Regions from separate parts of the Homo sapiens genome. Here region 2 is linked to region 1. Evidence: read pairs that join two places in POLR2A ChIA-PET (ENCODE). Cell type or tissue: PC-9. All regions are shown on one strand. Links, peaks and the distances in the headings refer to the core of each region. The heading gives the core; the rest is flanking DNA.

The links. Peaks named below come from ENCODE experiments on the same cell type or tissue, not always from the same donor. Only the 100,000 strongest peaks of a DNase experiment are listed, where the experiment ranks them.
Region 2: POLR2A ChIA-PET joins it to region 1 with 5 read pairs; 9 of 35 experiments call an interaction of 5 or more read pairs at or near these places.

What each region holds. Positions count from the first base shown.
Region 1 is chr6:108,728,723-108,736,454 of GRCh38, forward strand. No RefSeq gene overlaps it. Among named protein-coding and RNA genes, the nearest start is that of LINC00222, 19 kb to the right of the region's middle. RefSeq lists enhancers at 1,802-2,729, 3,064-3,856, 3,857-4,648, 7,630-7,732. In PC-9, for the core only: no CTCF peak of the experiment used is centred there; a DNase peak (open chromatin) is centred at 3,979; H3K4me3 peaks cover 2,130 bases; H3K27ac peaks cover 4,055 bases.
Region 2 is chr6:108,565,635-108,573,366 of GRCh38, forward strand. All of the region lies in intron 1 of FOXO3 (forkhead box O3), which reads left to right. Among named protein-coding and RNA genes, the nearest start is that of FOXO3, 8.6 kb to the left of the region's middle. RefSeq lists an enhancer at 1-66. In PC-9, for the core only: no CTCF peak of the experiment used is centred there; no DNase peak of the experiment used is centred there.

The sequences.
Region 1 (7,732 bases), core at 1,119-6,118:
GGGGCCAGAACGTCTCTAGGCAGAAGGAGGGTCCGGTAAAATCTCCCCTCCCCCATTCAGTTAGGAGGCACGTCAGAAAGTGTTGAGAGTGTAGGGGGCCTCAGTGGCCCCTGCACTAGGAAGGCAGCAGCAGGCGTTCCTGCTCCTACAGGAGACAGGCTGGCCCATCTCGGGAGGCACTTAGTGCTTCTTAACTAAAGGCGATTCTGCCCTCCAGGGAGCATTGGCAACGTCTGGAGACATCCGACTGTCACAACAGGGGAGTACTACTGGCATCTGGTGGGTGGAAGCCAGGGATGCCACTGAACATCCTATAATGCAAGGAGAGGGAGGACAGGGTCCCCCTACAACAAAGAATTCTCCAGCCTCCAATGTCAATAGTACTGAGGTTGAGAAACTCCGGGCTAGTAAGAAAGCCGGGTCCAAATTCCAACTCTCTCATTAATAGCATTGTTACTTTGGGAAGGTATTTAACTTCTGTGTGCTGGTTTCTACATCTGTAAAATGAGGATGATAATCACAGTACCGTCATAAGGTGGTTGTGAGCATCCAATGAGTTTACAGTAGGGATTGTGTTTAAATTACTGACTAGGACATAGGAAAACCCTATGTAGGAGCTGGGAATTGAACCATCTCCCATTGGAGATGCCACCTGGGGTCATAGCTCTTCCCCCAGGGGCCACATCCTTGCCTCCCTCCCAGAGAGTTTCTCTCTTCCCTAGGCTACACATCCCCATTCTTTTCAGCTGACACAGTGCCCAGAGGCTTTACCATGCTGTTCTGTTTTCTGGAAGGATTCTGTCAGAGTTACTTTTTTAAAAAGCCACCCTAATCACAAGGTCAAGAGATCGAGACCATCCTGGCCAACATGGTGAAACCCTGTCTCTACTAAAAATACAAAAATTAGCTGGGCGTGGTGGCGGGCATCTGTAGTCCCAGCTATTCAGGAGGCTCAGGCAGGAGAATTGCTTGAACCCGGGAGGTGGAGGTTGCAGTGAGCCGAGATTGCACCATTGCACTCCAGCCTGGCAATAGAGTGAGACTCCATCTCAGAAAAAAAAAAGCCACCCTAGATTGTACCCCACAAGCCCAGTGTCCTGAAAGCACAGAGGGACCACCACACTATCACCTTCCTAACCCGATGCAACCCTCTGGTGAATGTTATCTAAGATGGGGTTGGCATTTGTCATGAGAGTTGTGAGCTGCCGTTGGCTACTTATACTTTGATCAATTGGAAACTGCCAGCCCTGCTTCAGCAGAGGAGGAGCCCCAGGGTGGAAAGGGTCCTGAGAGGACATCACAGAGTACGTGGCTCTCCAGCAACAAGTGCTGTATCAAAAAGGAATTTTCTACTCAGCCTGAAAATTCAGTGAACTAAAACTCTGCTTTCCTTGGGATTAGGTAGGGTAGCATTGAACTGAAAAGATCCTCCCAGAAAAGCTATGTCACCAAGCAGGAGACCCTGACCCTTGCATGCCTTATTCCTCTTTCGCCTCATCTCCTCAGTGGGGTTATTAGTCTGATTCACTCTATCATTTCCTAAACTCCTCAGAGGATAGCCTCTTCTGGAAACAGGATCATATAAAAGATTCTCCTGGCCGAGCGTGGTGGCTTGAGCCTGTAATCCCAGCATTTTGGGAGACCAAGACGGGTGGATCACCTGAGGTCAGAAGTTCGAGACCAGCCTGGTCAATATGGCAAAACACTGTCTCTACTAATAAACAAATACAAAAATTAGCAAGGTGTGATGGTGCGCACCTGTAATCCCAGGTACTCGGGAGGCTGAGGCAGGAGAATCACTTGAACCCAGGAGACAGAGGGTGCAGTGAGCTGAGATTGTGCCATTGCACTCCAGCCTGAGTGACACTCCGTCTCAAAAAAAAAAAAAAAAGAAAGAAAGAAAGAAAAGATTCTCCTTTGTCTAACAACTTCACCCCACAGCAGTCTGCAGAGTAGCAGTTTGACAAATAAAACGGGAGATGCAGCTACTGCAAATAGCAAAAACCACTTCACTTCCAAATTTCCCAAGTCCCGGGGGAGCCCACTTAAGCATTCCTCCAATAGAGAGCCTGTTAAACCGTAATGGCTTTAATTTGGTCCAATTAACCTCACACTGGGCTAACTTCTGCCCTTAGCTATGGGTTGGCAGCTACTGCTGACTCCAGGTACAGTAGTGGGCAGGTAACACCAGAAACTAACTCGGCGAATGAAAGGAAAATATGTTCGCCACATCCTCCAAGCAGGAGGGGAAAAACGACCTGGCTCAGGCATGCTGCTCCAAAGTGCACATTCAACCCAGAAATCTTCCAAGAAGCCAAATGAGGTGAAAACAGGACATGTCAACTGAGAATGCGAGTGAGTTTTGTTTGTTTGTTTTACATTGTCAGTTGCCTTTCATTTGCAGAACATGCTGAATGGATGTGATTTCCAGCTCTCTGTGATTATAAGTCTGATTCAATTCCTTTCAAGGCATAAAAGCCTTTTCTTGCCGAGTTGTCTTTGGGAATTCTTCACTTGAAGTTTATTCTTTCAGTATAAGGCTGCCCTGCCCAAGTGGGAGACCGAGAGCCTGCTGTCTCTTTTACACACAGCGACCTGTGTGGGGTCCTCCACACCCAGGATTAATGTTCTTCTTTTTGGACATTTGAATGGTGGTTTTCACCGTCAATGGGCTATGGTTTGTAACTGAATAATGGGAAATGACAATAGAACACTTGGGGCGGGGACTGGAGAGCTGAGGTCCTCTGACCCAGCCACCTGTATTATATAAGAGAAATCAGAACCCAGACTCCAGAGCGTGCTCCCAGAACCCTGGGGTCCTGAGAGGGTTAAGTGGAGGGGTGTGGGGGAAGAAGCTGAGCACATCGAACCCCTCTTCCTGTTCAACTAGAGCATCTCCATTTTGATATATTTTCAACTTTTAAAGTTTTACATTTATACAGAAAAGTGCACCAATCACAAATGCACAGCTCGATGAACTTTTACAAACAGAACACATCTGCAGAACCAGCCCAGATCCAGAAACAGGGCCACCCCTCACTGCTGCCTTTCAACACCACCCCAGAAAGAAACCACTGCCCTGGACTCTCACAGCATCTCAGTGATACATTTTATACATTCAGGCTCCACATAGGATTGTTTTAAACTTTTTATTTTGAAATAATTATAGATTCACAGGAAGTTGCTAAGAGAGTACAGAGAAGCACATTGAATTTTATATTCATTTTCAACGTTCAGAAACAAAATTTTTAAGTTAAAAAACCGGTGGTTTAAACTAAATTAGCAAATGGACGGGTTTTGGAGCCAGGCCACGTGAGATTGAGTCCACATTCTTTCCCTTACCAGCACATGACCCCAGACTTGTCCCCTAATCATCCTGAGCTGCAGATGAGGCTCATACCTCCTTCCTGCTATTGGTGGGATTAAAATCAAAGTGAGACCGTGTGCACTGCAGGAGGTGCCCGGAGTGATGGATGCGGCAGGAGTGTTCAAGCAGTGCCTCTCCCATCTGCAGCTTCGTCCGGTTTCCAGTCAAGCACTACTGCACGCCCAGCACCCCAGCTCCTCCACCATTCCTCTGCCTCCCATGCCTGCAGCAGCTTCGCCCTCCAGCTGTTGGGGCAGGTGGGGTCTGGAGGAGTAGCCACCTGGATAGGAGAGCTGGGGAGGACTGACGAAGCAGGCCTGCCCTAGGTGCCTCACCTGTGGGCTGGCCATTGTGAAATCAGCCCTGTTCATGTGCCACCTGAAAAGGCTACCCTACCCTCCCCCCCCACCCCCACCCCCGACGCTGGGAAAGGGTGTGGCTCTCTGCTCATTAAGGAAGCATTCCCACTGTGGATGGGTAACAAAAGGCAACCCTCAAGGAGTGACCTTACTAAATCCAAAGGAATCCGGCCTCCTCTCATTAGTGGGAGGGTAGCTGAGGGTGACTCTTGGCCAGCCGGCCCTGAGTCATTGAGGGAAGAAAGGCCAAGCCTGCATGACCCATCTCAGAGGCCTTGCCCTGGACAGAAAGGGACCTGGAGCCACCCGAGAGATAACATCTGGGCGGGCCTGGGGCTGGATCCACCTGTCCACTCTGCGCACCTAAGGCCGTGCCTGCCACACCTCCAGATCCAGGAAGTTAGCAGGCAGGCAGCAGTACTCAGGGAGGCCTCCAGATCAGCCCCCAAAGGTCTACACTGTGGAACCTGCTTCTCCTCTCAGGAAAGACTTCTGGCCTCACCCCCTCTTCTAGAGCATGCGATTCTAATGAAATGGAGCTTCTCACTGGAGCCCAGGTTTCCATTCTACCCATGTCACCTGTCCCTAGAGGAAAGGCTACCCTCCTTGCCCCTGCAGGGGTTGCCCTGTTGTACCTCTGTGAGGGCTTGGTCCTGGCCCTACGTGCCTCCTCTCTCTGCCTTCCAGAGGCTTCTCTGCTCCAGCACTTCCCTTGGGCCCACCCTCTGGGGGTTTTCAGTCCAAGAATGGATGGAGAGGAAGAACCTGTCCCTCTGGTTGCCTACCATCTCTCAGGTGTCAAAATGTGGCACACTCCAGTGACACCTCTGGGGACCAGAGCATGAGCCAGCCTGTACCTTGAGGCAGCTGTGCCATTCTGGGAATTTTCCCCTTTCCTTCCTCAGTGGTTAATCTTAGGGTGGCAGTTTTAAGCCTAAGGTCAGGAAGCTCTGGCAGAAGAGGCAATGATGTTGATGGTGATAATGATAATAATAATAGATAGGGTGGCTGGAGGGATGGTGAGTGGCGTGGGAGTGAGGATGAGTCCCAGGTGGTAGTCTTAAGCAGTCTGGACACCCTGCTGCTAATGATAGGCATCACTTATTGAATACCTATATGAACCATGGGTTGCACTACGTGCTTTGCACGTGTTGTGCCACTTAATCCTCCCAATAACTCTATGGAGGTCATCATCATAGGGTTACGATGTCCTGTAAGTAACTTGCTTAAGGTCATGTAGCTAGTAAACACAGAACTAGAACATGAATGCAAGTCTGTGTGACTCCATGCTCCTTTCCTTTTTCTCTCTCTGTCCCTTGTTCACCCTACAGAAACTCTTAACCTTCCTAATTTTCTATTCTAGAAAGGGTTTATTTTTAGCTAACCACCTGCTATGCTTGTTGAGAATAACCAACACCTGTTAAAGCTTAAGGTGTCACCCACCCTGGGGGTATTTGCATTTTAATGGAAACCTGGGTGACAAGATAGTAACCAACACTTGCGTAGAGCAGTGGCTCTCAAAGTGATGATGTAGGCATTACAGTTTGTAGACACTGTTTGCATTCATTATCCCATTGTTTTATAGCAGTGCTTCTCAAACTTTAGAGGGCATCGGAATCACCTGGAGACTTGTGCAATCACAGATTACTGGGCCTCACCCAGAGTTTCTGATTCTGCAGGTTTGGAAGGGCCTGAGAATTTGCCTTTTCAACAAGTTCCAGGTGATGCTGGTAATGCTGGCCTGGGAACTACATTTTGGGAACTATTGCATTGTAGCAATCCAATAAAATTAGAATAGCAAGCATTATTGTTTCCATTTTTTAGACAAAGAAATTGAAGTGCAGGGACATTAGATGACTTGTGGTTGAGTGATGGAGTTATCAAAAAGCAGGCGAAGGACTTTGACCCAAGATAGGACTCTTCTATACCATTATTTCTCAACAGGTCTGGGCAGTACTGAGATTACTGCAAAGATGATTCAAAAAAATTATATGAGCCTCTACTAGATCACCCAGGTGGCTATGGAGACCTGAATGCTGCCTGCTCTTCAGGGCACATGGCTGCATTTGTGTATGCAAAGGCATTACCCCAGTGAAGTGAGAGCACGTGGCAGGGAAGCCTGCCAGACTCAAAGGCCTCATTCACGTGTATGCAGACGTGTCGCACACAGACCCGTTTTACTTTACTTTCATCTAACAGTTTGCAGCGAGAATTGGCCAACAGGACCCAAATTCTGTCTTCAAGTGGAAAAGGCAGAGGTCTCCAAAGGCTGGAGCCAGAGCTGGCTCTCAAGGATTGCTCCTAGCAGAGCTTTGGTTAAGTATGAGTACGACATCCCTGAAGGAAAAATAGCCCTGCAGTTACTAACTTCCACAATGTACCTGGGTGCAAAGGCATCCTCTGCTAATGGCATTATTAAAGTCCAGTGCAGAAACAGATGCAGACTCATGCTAACTTGACCACTTAATTCAGTGTTGGCAATTTAGTTTCAGCAAAACCAGACACTTACCTGAGAGCCATAGGATTAAGGAGTTTTTATTAAATGTCATATCTAGCTTATATTTAATTTGGACATATTCAAGAAACAAACATGGCGAAAATAATTTAAATCCATACTAAGAGGTTTGAGGGGTTTTGTTGTTTGTTTTTTTAAACAGACAGCCATACTTCTTAAGTTTCAGAAATGCTGCTGTATCTATGTTGCCCTGGCTTGAGATCCTAATAAATCCCAAGGTATCACCTTGGGATACCCCGGGATGCAGAAGGCAAATCCCACCGTACGTGATGCCTCTCCTTCCCCAACCCCCAAGTGCTGCCGTGACTTCTCTTACAAAAGTGAAATTGAGTTATAAGAATATGATGAAAAGTTTTGATAAATGGAACTAAAGAACATAATAGTAAATTAAAGTAAAACGGTATAAAAAAAAAAAGGAAGAGAGAGAGATGTCCCCACAAAGCATTCTGTGGCCTGAATGGTAGTGTGGCAGGGTAAGGGTCATGGGGACCTGGTCACACCATTGCCCCAGGGCAACCAGTATCAGGAGTTTTACAGCCAGGTAGTCAGGAGGAACTTAGTCATCCTGGTGCAGTGGAAAGGGCATTGGATTTAAAGGCAGTCTGTATGGGTGATGTTGTACAAGCTTGTAGTCCCAGCTACTCTGGAGGCTGAAACAGGAGGATCACTTGAGCCCAGGAGTGGGAGGATGGAGGATGCAGTGAGCTATGATCACTCCACTGCATTCCAGCTTGGGTAACAGAGCAAGACTCTGTCTCTTAAAGAAAAAAAGAAAAAAAATTACAAAATAAAAATAAAGGCAGACTGTAGGCTCTGCTCTAGCATTTCCAAGTCATGTGACTTTAGACAGCTTATTTAGCTTCTGAGCCTCATTTTTACTGTCTGTAAAATGGGAACTGTGCTCAGAGTGCTTCCCGCTTTTAAAGGAGATCAAGCAGGAGCCTGTCTACACTGGGAAGCTCCAGACACATTTGCCCTTATTGTTTCATCTGTCCTTTTTCCAAGTGCTGTCTGTCTCCCCCACCAATTCTGTAACTCTGCTCTTCTATCTCACTGCTCCTCCTACCCCATCCTCAAGGCATTACCAGCCTCTCAGTCCCCATTGGCAGGAGGGTTCGGCTCCACGGAGGCCAATTTCCAGGGCATGCCAAGGGAGGGTCGATTCTAATCTTGCTAAACCTGGGCGGGCCCTGGAAGTCTTCTGGTCCCACCCCTCTTGGAGAGATAAGGAAGTGAAACCAGACACGGTGGATGTGACCTTCTTAATGCATCACCTGGACAAAGATCGAGGAATGTACTCTCGGATTCTTTTTCAATAAGTTCTCTCTTTTCCCCATTCTTCCTCTTATATACAAGGATGGAAAAGGGGCCAGATTTTCTGGAGGCTTGAGGCCCATTTGGCAGAGAGAGTGACACACAGAGAAAAGCCAGAGAACCCCGTCTGGGTGGGAGAAGCAGGTCAGGAGTCAAATGCCTGGGAACAGAGGGCAT
Region 2 (7,732 bases), core at 1,472-6,471, 160 kb before region 1:
ATTTCTGCTGCTGCTGCTGCTGCAGAAGATAATTCTTCAAGAGTCCGAGTCTTCTTTCATGTAAGAATGTGTATTGTTATGGCTTCTTGCCAAGATAAAAAGATGAGGGCTGTCCTGTCACATAATGCTTATTTGTGTCCTCACTGTTTCTGTTCTTTAGATTAATACATCCAGTTCCTTTTCAACACACTGTATTAGGAAAATGTTATTTTAACTGCAACTCTGTTTTAAATTTTTTTTTAATTTGAAAATGACTAAGTCATAATCATTCCACATTGGCTCATAATTTTGACCTCAGTCACCTTTTGGAGTAACTCACCAAAAGGCCAGTTATGGTCGTGTGTGAAGAATCTGTCTGCTTGGCCCGTGTTGCCAAAATGTCGTTTTGTAATTTCCTTTGGCAATAGTGTCTTCGTCAGTGATTCTCAACTAATATACTTCCTCTTTCTACAGCCCCAGTACACTAGAGGGACTGTTTTTCCTCTTTTTCAAAGCTGTGTCATTGACCTCTGAAGTGAAGAAATTGGCCCTTTTAGACTTTGATCTGTGAGTCCCATGTAACAGAGACTCTTTAAAAAAGAAGCTAAGTGTGTGTTTTGATATGTTTATCTCCTTCTTAGAAAATGAAATGAAACTACAGCAGACTTATTTTTAGGAGATTTTAGGAGTGTTCTATTTTAAGAAAATGACACCATACAAGAACATCTTTTAGTTAAACTTCTTAGTACTCTGCTTGTGATTCTTACTTAAAACCTGCAAGATACTTTTATTTGGAAAATTAATGAAGAGGCCTTGTCTCACTAATAAGTCATTTAATTTGGTCTGGCAAAAGTTTACCATCCATTCAAAGATCTTCATGAAAATGCAAAGATAAGGCTGTTTAGGCTTGAGCCCAGGAGTTCAAGACCAGCTTGGGCACATAGCAAAACCCCATCTTATTTTTTTTTTAAAGACTGTTTAGGCCTGTGCATTCTGGCAGGTTGCCCCACTTACCCAGAGCAGGTGCATCAGATTCCAGATTCCCAGGGCTGGAGAGAATATGGAATTTATTTTGTTTGTATACCCACTTATTTTGCCTATAGGGACAGACTTGACCCTATTCTCAACTCCTCATTTCTCTCCTTTTCCTGCATCACAAATTGAGGGGTCCTGAAGAGCCACTTTACCTTTTTGGTGCTATAAAAGGAGCTGGGGATCATAAATGCAAAGACGAGTTGATATCAGTGGATGTTACAGCTGGTATACAGTAAGTGAATGAAAGATTGGAAAGAGAAAACCCTTTTTACCCATTTGCATCACATCCCATTTCATGTATTCAACAAATGTTTATCAAAGGCATGCTGCTTGCAGAGCATTTGCCAGGACTTAGGGATATAGTGGTAGCAGAAGGCAGATAAAGTTCCAGTTCACTCACAGGAGTTCATATTCTGATGGAGGAGACAGAAAATAAGCTATAGCATATCTGTGCTTTGTGAATTTGTCATTGCTGCCTATTCCCGTTGCCTTTTTTTTACATCTGTATTTCTGCTTTCTCTAGTACTTCAACTCTGCTAAGAAGTTGCTGGGAAGTGGCAAATTTGATGTGGGGCATGGCTTGGAGCTAGCCTTTAACTCTCTGCAGATCATTTTGAGCTTGCTTTGGAGATGCAAAACCACCGTACCATGGCTCCTGTGGATTGGGTCTGTTTGGGAGAAGCTTTGGTTTTCCAAGCTCCACCTGGATTAGATAGAGCACATCTTTGGCCCTGGACTGATCTGGGATCCCCAGTTCTGTCTCCCAGGGCCTGATGTAGATCTGGCCTTCCTCTGGAGTGGATGTGGAGCCTTGATGCCACTGACTCATCTGTATTACTTGTTGCCTAAAACTCAGAACTAAAAGAGATCTTAAAGATCATCTAACTACCTTATTTTGCAGGTGAGAAACATGCTAGGACTATGTGAGTGACTGGGTTCAGGGTTCCACAGCTAGTAGGGGTGGAGTAACGGGTGTGTCCAGTCAGTGCAGTGGTTCATGCCTATAATTTTAACACTTTGGGAGGCCAAGGCAGGAGGATTGCCTGAGGCCAGGAGTTTGAGACCAGCCTGGGCAACAAAGTGAGACCTCGTCTCTACCAGAAAAAAAGAAAACTAGGCCAGGTGCGGTGGCTCATGCCTGTAATCCCAGCACTTTGGGAGGCCCAGGTGGGTGGATCACCTGAGGTCAGGAGTTCGAGACCAGCCTTACCAACATGGTGAAACCCTGTCTCTACTAAAAGTACAAAAAGCTAGCCGGGCATCGTGGCGCATGCCTGTAATCCCAGCTACTAGGGAGGCTGAGGCAGGAGAATTGCTTGAACCTGGGAGGCGGAGGTTGCAGTGAGCCAAGATTGTGCCGTTGCACTCCAGCCTGGGTAACAAGAGCGAAACTCCATCTCAAAAAAAAAAAAAATTAGCTCTGTTGTGGTGGTGCATGCCTGTAGTCCCAGCTGCTTGAGAGGCTGAGGCAGGAGGATCCCTTAATCCCAGGAGTTTGAGACTGCAGTGAGCACGACTGCACCACTGCACTCCAGCCTGGATGACAGAGTGAGACCCTCTCTCTCTCTTTTTTTTTTTTTTTTAAAGCGTGTGTTCATACCACTGTACTGTAGTGTCTACTGCCTACCATTGTGGTTTCACAGCTGTTCATCTCAGTGCTGTTTGCCTCAAGTTCTTCAAGCTCTTCACTTGCTGTCTTCTGCTTCTCCTCCCCTCTTCTAGGCTAGCTCGCACTGGAGTCGCTGTGTTTCTCCTTTTGTGTTCTCCATCAGCACTCTCTACTTACCTTGCTAAATGCCTTTTCTTTCAACGCCACCTTACCCTGCCCACCCCATGGCTGCTACCTGTTTATTTTGTCATTTTGCTAAGACTGTTGAATATTTTTAAGCACAGTATAAGAGGCTTTAAATTAGGGAATGTGTCTGCCAGACAAATAAGTGTTTCTAATATTTGGAGCTGCTTTTTGGATTTTATAATCAACCCATATGGATAGCCTTAGTTCTGGGGCTGTGACTCTGAAAGGGGCTGATGTGACTCAGGAGTGAGCTGGTGTCATGAGTGGAGTCTTTTGGATACTTGCAGCTCTGAAGGTGGCATCAGCTTTAGACCTCCTAGCATCGATGTTGATGTGATGTGGTGTAAATGTGAGATGATGCTGTGCTATCTGGGGTTTCTTGCAGTGCCTTGTTACCCAATGCATAAGTCTCTGAAAACTCCATAAGTGTCCATCACTACTTACCACAGAAACTGAAGGAAGCCTGATCTTGGGATGACCTTGTTGCATTAAGAGAAAAAGGAAATGAAGTTTGCCATCTGTATGTAAACCCGCTATTTGTATCATCAACATGCAGTGTCGAGAAAGTCACCATAGAATTGTTTTGCCTAAAGTTTATTTTACTCACTTTTAGGAACAAAGCTGTTATGTAAAGCCTTAGTTGTTTGTAATGTTCTGCATTTTGGGGCAGAAGTCCCAAATGTACTTCAAGTTTTCTGTCCATGGATTGGGAAATAGAAGTCATGTATGAAAGGAGAGGAGATAGCAGACAGTCTTTGAGATGAACTATTTCAAGGACCAGTCTGCAGTTCTTCCAAGTTAGAGTTCTGAATATGTGGTTAGGCTAGTGATGATGATAGAACACCCCAGTTCTGACTGCATCATTGCCCAGACAGACCCAGTATCTTTCACCATTTTATTCCTGACCAAACAACGTTCATTTCCCAGTATCTTAGTCTCTCCTAAAGGAAAAAGAACTACGGTAGCTGGCATCCATAGAGTACTGTGATGTACCACTCTTGGTAAAACGGAAATGTCTGATTGGAGTGTGTTTCAAGCCAGGCTTTTCTATAATTCGCTTGTTCCACTTTTCACTCCTGAGTTTTTGAGGTTTTAATCTTGAGACTTTTTCTCTGCAGTGCCTCAGTTACTACTATGGAATAACATAATAAGCGAAGAGGATGACTTCTCTGCTGGGCTGTGGTTCTTCTAGTAATTCCGCTACTCCTGGGTCATTGCCTGGGGTGAGGAGGCCAGGTTATCTTCTGGAGGCTCACCACACCTTGGTGTCCAGATGTGCCCTAGGACTGCAGTGGAGAGGTGAGCACAGAGTAAGGAAAGCATGTGGCACATGTGTAGGGGGCAAGGCTGGAGCAGGAAGTAAACTCTCCCCCAAACAAACAAATAAACAAACAGCATACATTACCTTCCTTCTGGAGTGAACCTATAGTAAACCCAACAGAGATGTGTTTGGCAGTTTTCAGTACGTGTTTAGGAATTTGTTTGAAAACCATTAGGGGGTGGGGTGGGGTGGAAGAATCCACATCATGTTTTCCCTTGCGTGGTTTTTTTTTTTTTTTTTTTTTTTTTTTTTTGAGACAGAATCTCGCTCTGTCGCCTAGGCTGGAGTGCAGTGGCGTGATCTTGGCTCACTGCAAGCTCCGCCTCCTGGGTTCATGCCATTCTCCTGCCTCAGCCTCCCAAGTAGCTGGGACTGCAGGCGTTCGCCACCACTCCCAGCTAATTTTTTGTATTTTTATTAGAGACGGGGCTTCACTGTGTTAGCCAGGATGGTCTTGATCTGCTGACCTCATGATCTGCCTGCCTCGGCCTCCCAAAGTGCTGGGATTACAGGCATGAGCCATTGCACCCGGCTCCCTTGTGTATTTTTATTTTAAATTTTTTATTTGAGACAAGGCCTTGCTCTGTCACCTAGGCTGGAGTGCGGTGGCACAATCATAGCTCTCCACAGCTTCAAACTCCTGGCTCTCTCTGTAGAGAGCTATGATCCTCCTGCCTCAGCTGCCCTAGTAGCTGGGACTACTAATGAGCGCCACGACACCCAGCTAATTTTATGTTTTTTTTGTAGAGATATGAGGTCTCACTTTGTTGCCAGGTTGGTCTCAAACTCCTGGGTTCAAGCGATCCTCTTACTTGGGCCTCCTAAAGTGCTGGGATTATAAACATGAGCCCCTGCAACCAGCCTTCCTTGTATTTCAGATGTCTAGTGAAGTTAGTTAAGTTAGCCCTTGAAGGTATTGAGAATTTACTTTAAATTCAGAGCCAGCAGAGGGAGTACACAAGTCTTTAAGCTGATGTCAAGTATTTTTTTCTCCACACAGCTAAAATAATACCTTGATTATTTTTTAAAGAACTCTGATATATAGTGTTTCCATGTAAGTTTATTGTCATCATTAGAAAAGGAAAATTTAGGAGAGGGGGTGTGGAGATTAAAAACTTAAAGCAAGTGTTTTAAAGGAAACCCTGGTCTTCTAAGACCCATGATTTACTTCCCACTCCTAGATCATTAAATGAGAGTGCTTTTAACTGAAAAATATCCTCCCCTGCCTTTCATCTTTTTGCTACTCAGTTCCTGATACTACATGTTCATTTATACCTAACACCAAATTTTTACAGAGTAGTCACGTGTCTGGATCAGTGGGATGTTCTGTGTTTTAGTGCTATTTTGATTGGGACTTTTGATATTTTCCAAAGCTTCACAGTTGCTCATGGGTGAGAGAAATGTATGTATGTATATTGCTCTCAGGTAAGAGAGAAAGGTAAGGTAAAAAGTAAGAACAACATTATTTCCAATTCAAAAATGAATAGTCATGGATCTACAGGAGACTACTGTAACTTTGAACTTTTTGTAATTCTGTAATGCTATATCGGTTTCTCACCTCCCTCCACTATGCCCCATATTTTGGTGGTGGGGGTTTATTTTTGACATGGCAGTTGGAGAGGGTTAAATAGAGTTCCTCTAAAATTCATGTCTTCCTGGAACTTTAGAATGGTGACCTTATTGGGAAATAGGATCTTTCCTGAAGTAATTAGTTAAATTAAAGTGAAGTCATATCGGCTTAGGGTGGGTCCTAAATCCAGTGACTGGTGTGTATAAGAAGAGGAGAAAATACATAGAGACCCAAATAAGGCCGTGGGAAGTTGGGGACAAATATTAGAGTGATGCAGTTATAAGCCAAAGAACACCAAGGATTGCCAGGAGCCGCCAGAAGCTGGTAGGGGCAAGAAAAGATCCTCCCCTAGAGCCTTCCCAGGGAGCATGGCTTTGCCAACGCCTTGATTTTGGACTTCTAGCCTCCAGGACTGAGAAAGAATGAATTTTTGTTGTTTTAAGCCCTGAAATTCATGGTAATTCGTTATGGCAGTCCTAAGAAAGTAACCTAGGAGCCTAGGGATAGAAGAGTGGGAATGGCACAGTTGCAGATGGAGAAGAATAAAAAGACTTTATTTAGATTCAAATCAAAGTGTTAATAATCATTCATAGGCTACTTTCTTGTCATCTACATTTTGTCTTTTTTTAATCCTGCAGTGAGGACAGAGGGAGGCATGAATTTTCCTTGATTTCCCAGTTAGAGCTACTAGAACATGTCCCTCTTTTGCATTTTGAATAAGGTGTGTCCTTCCCCCTAGTCCCCCTCCTTACTGAATTTCTTTTTCTCTGCCTGTTTTGTGAACTGACAGTATGGCCGTGCTTGTTGATTGTGGACTTGAGGTTTACAGTAAGTCCATGAAATCTGGCTGAGGGCTTTGGTGTAGAAGAGTCTGTCTTTGAGGGGAGGGGAGGGAGAAGCCAAGGATCCTCAGTGGAAGAATAGTGTGGAAGAAGAAGCCTCCTTTTGGCCCTGTCAGGGCTTGAGAAGATGGAGGCATACCATGTTCACTGCCATCAGTGATGGTAGTAAGGCTAATCCAAATCTCTCTGGAGTCCCCTCAGTGTGTCCTATGGTTGGTTCAAGCCTTGTAGAGTCTCACACACTTGGTCCTTCAGGCTTATGTCTGCTCTGTTTATATTTACATTCAAAAAACCAGCTCTTCTTTTAAAGCATAGAACATGGAGTGGTTGTCCTCACAGAAACAGCAGCAGTAGCAGTAGATATCTTGTAGGTACCCAGTAGGTGTTTGGCTTGAAATGTTCAGACATTTAAGAATCAGAATTGCATCTGTTTATTCTCATATTTTAAAATTATATTTTTGGGGAGGGGTGTCAGGGTTATATTAGAGATATGTGTAGTTTTTGCAATAAAAAGAGTCTACACAAGACATTTTCTAGCCTATTTATACTAATAATGACAATAATAGTAGCTGTGATTTATTGAGCCCTTATTATGTGCCCGTTACTCAACTAGGTTTTTTATGTCTAATATTGATTCTATAAGATAGGCATTTAAATGTAAGCCTCAGTTTAAAGACAAGGAAATGGTTCAGGAAGGTGAAAGTAACTTGCTTGGGATCCAAACCCAGGGCTCTCTGACTTGGGAGCATCTGCCTTTTCTAGTATACTTTCCTGTCTCCTGGAGTGTGGGTGGGACTTTGGGTGGGGTACAAGAAATTAAAGAGCTTTTGGCCGGCGCGGTGGCTCACGCCTGTAATCCCAGCACTTTGGGAGACTGAGGTGGGCGGATCACGAGGTCAGGAGATCGAGACCATCCTGGCTAACACGGTGAAACCCCATCTCTACTAAAAATACAAAAAAATTAGCTGGGTGTGGTGGCGGGCACCTGTAGTACCAGCTACTCGGGAGGCTGAGGCAGTAGAATGGCGTGAACCCAGGAGGCGGAGCTTGCAGTGAGCCGAGATCATGCCACTGCACTCCAGCCTGGGTGACAGAGAGAGACTCTGTCTCAAAAATAAATAAATAAGTAAGTAAGTAAGTAAATAAAGAGCTGCCATTTAAAAAGTTTCTACTCTATGCTGCATTCTTTA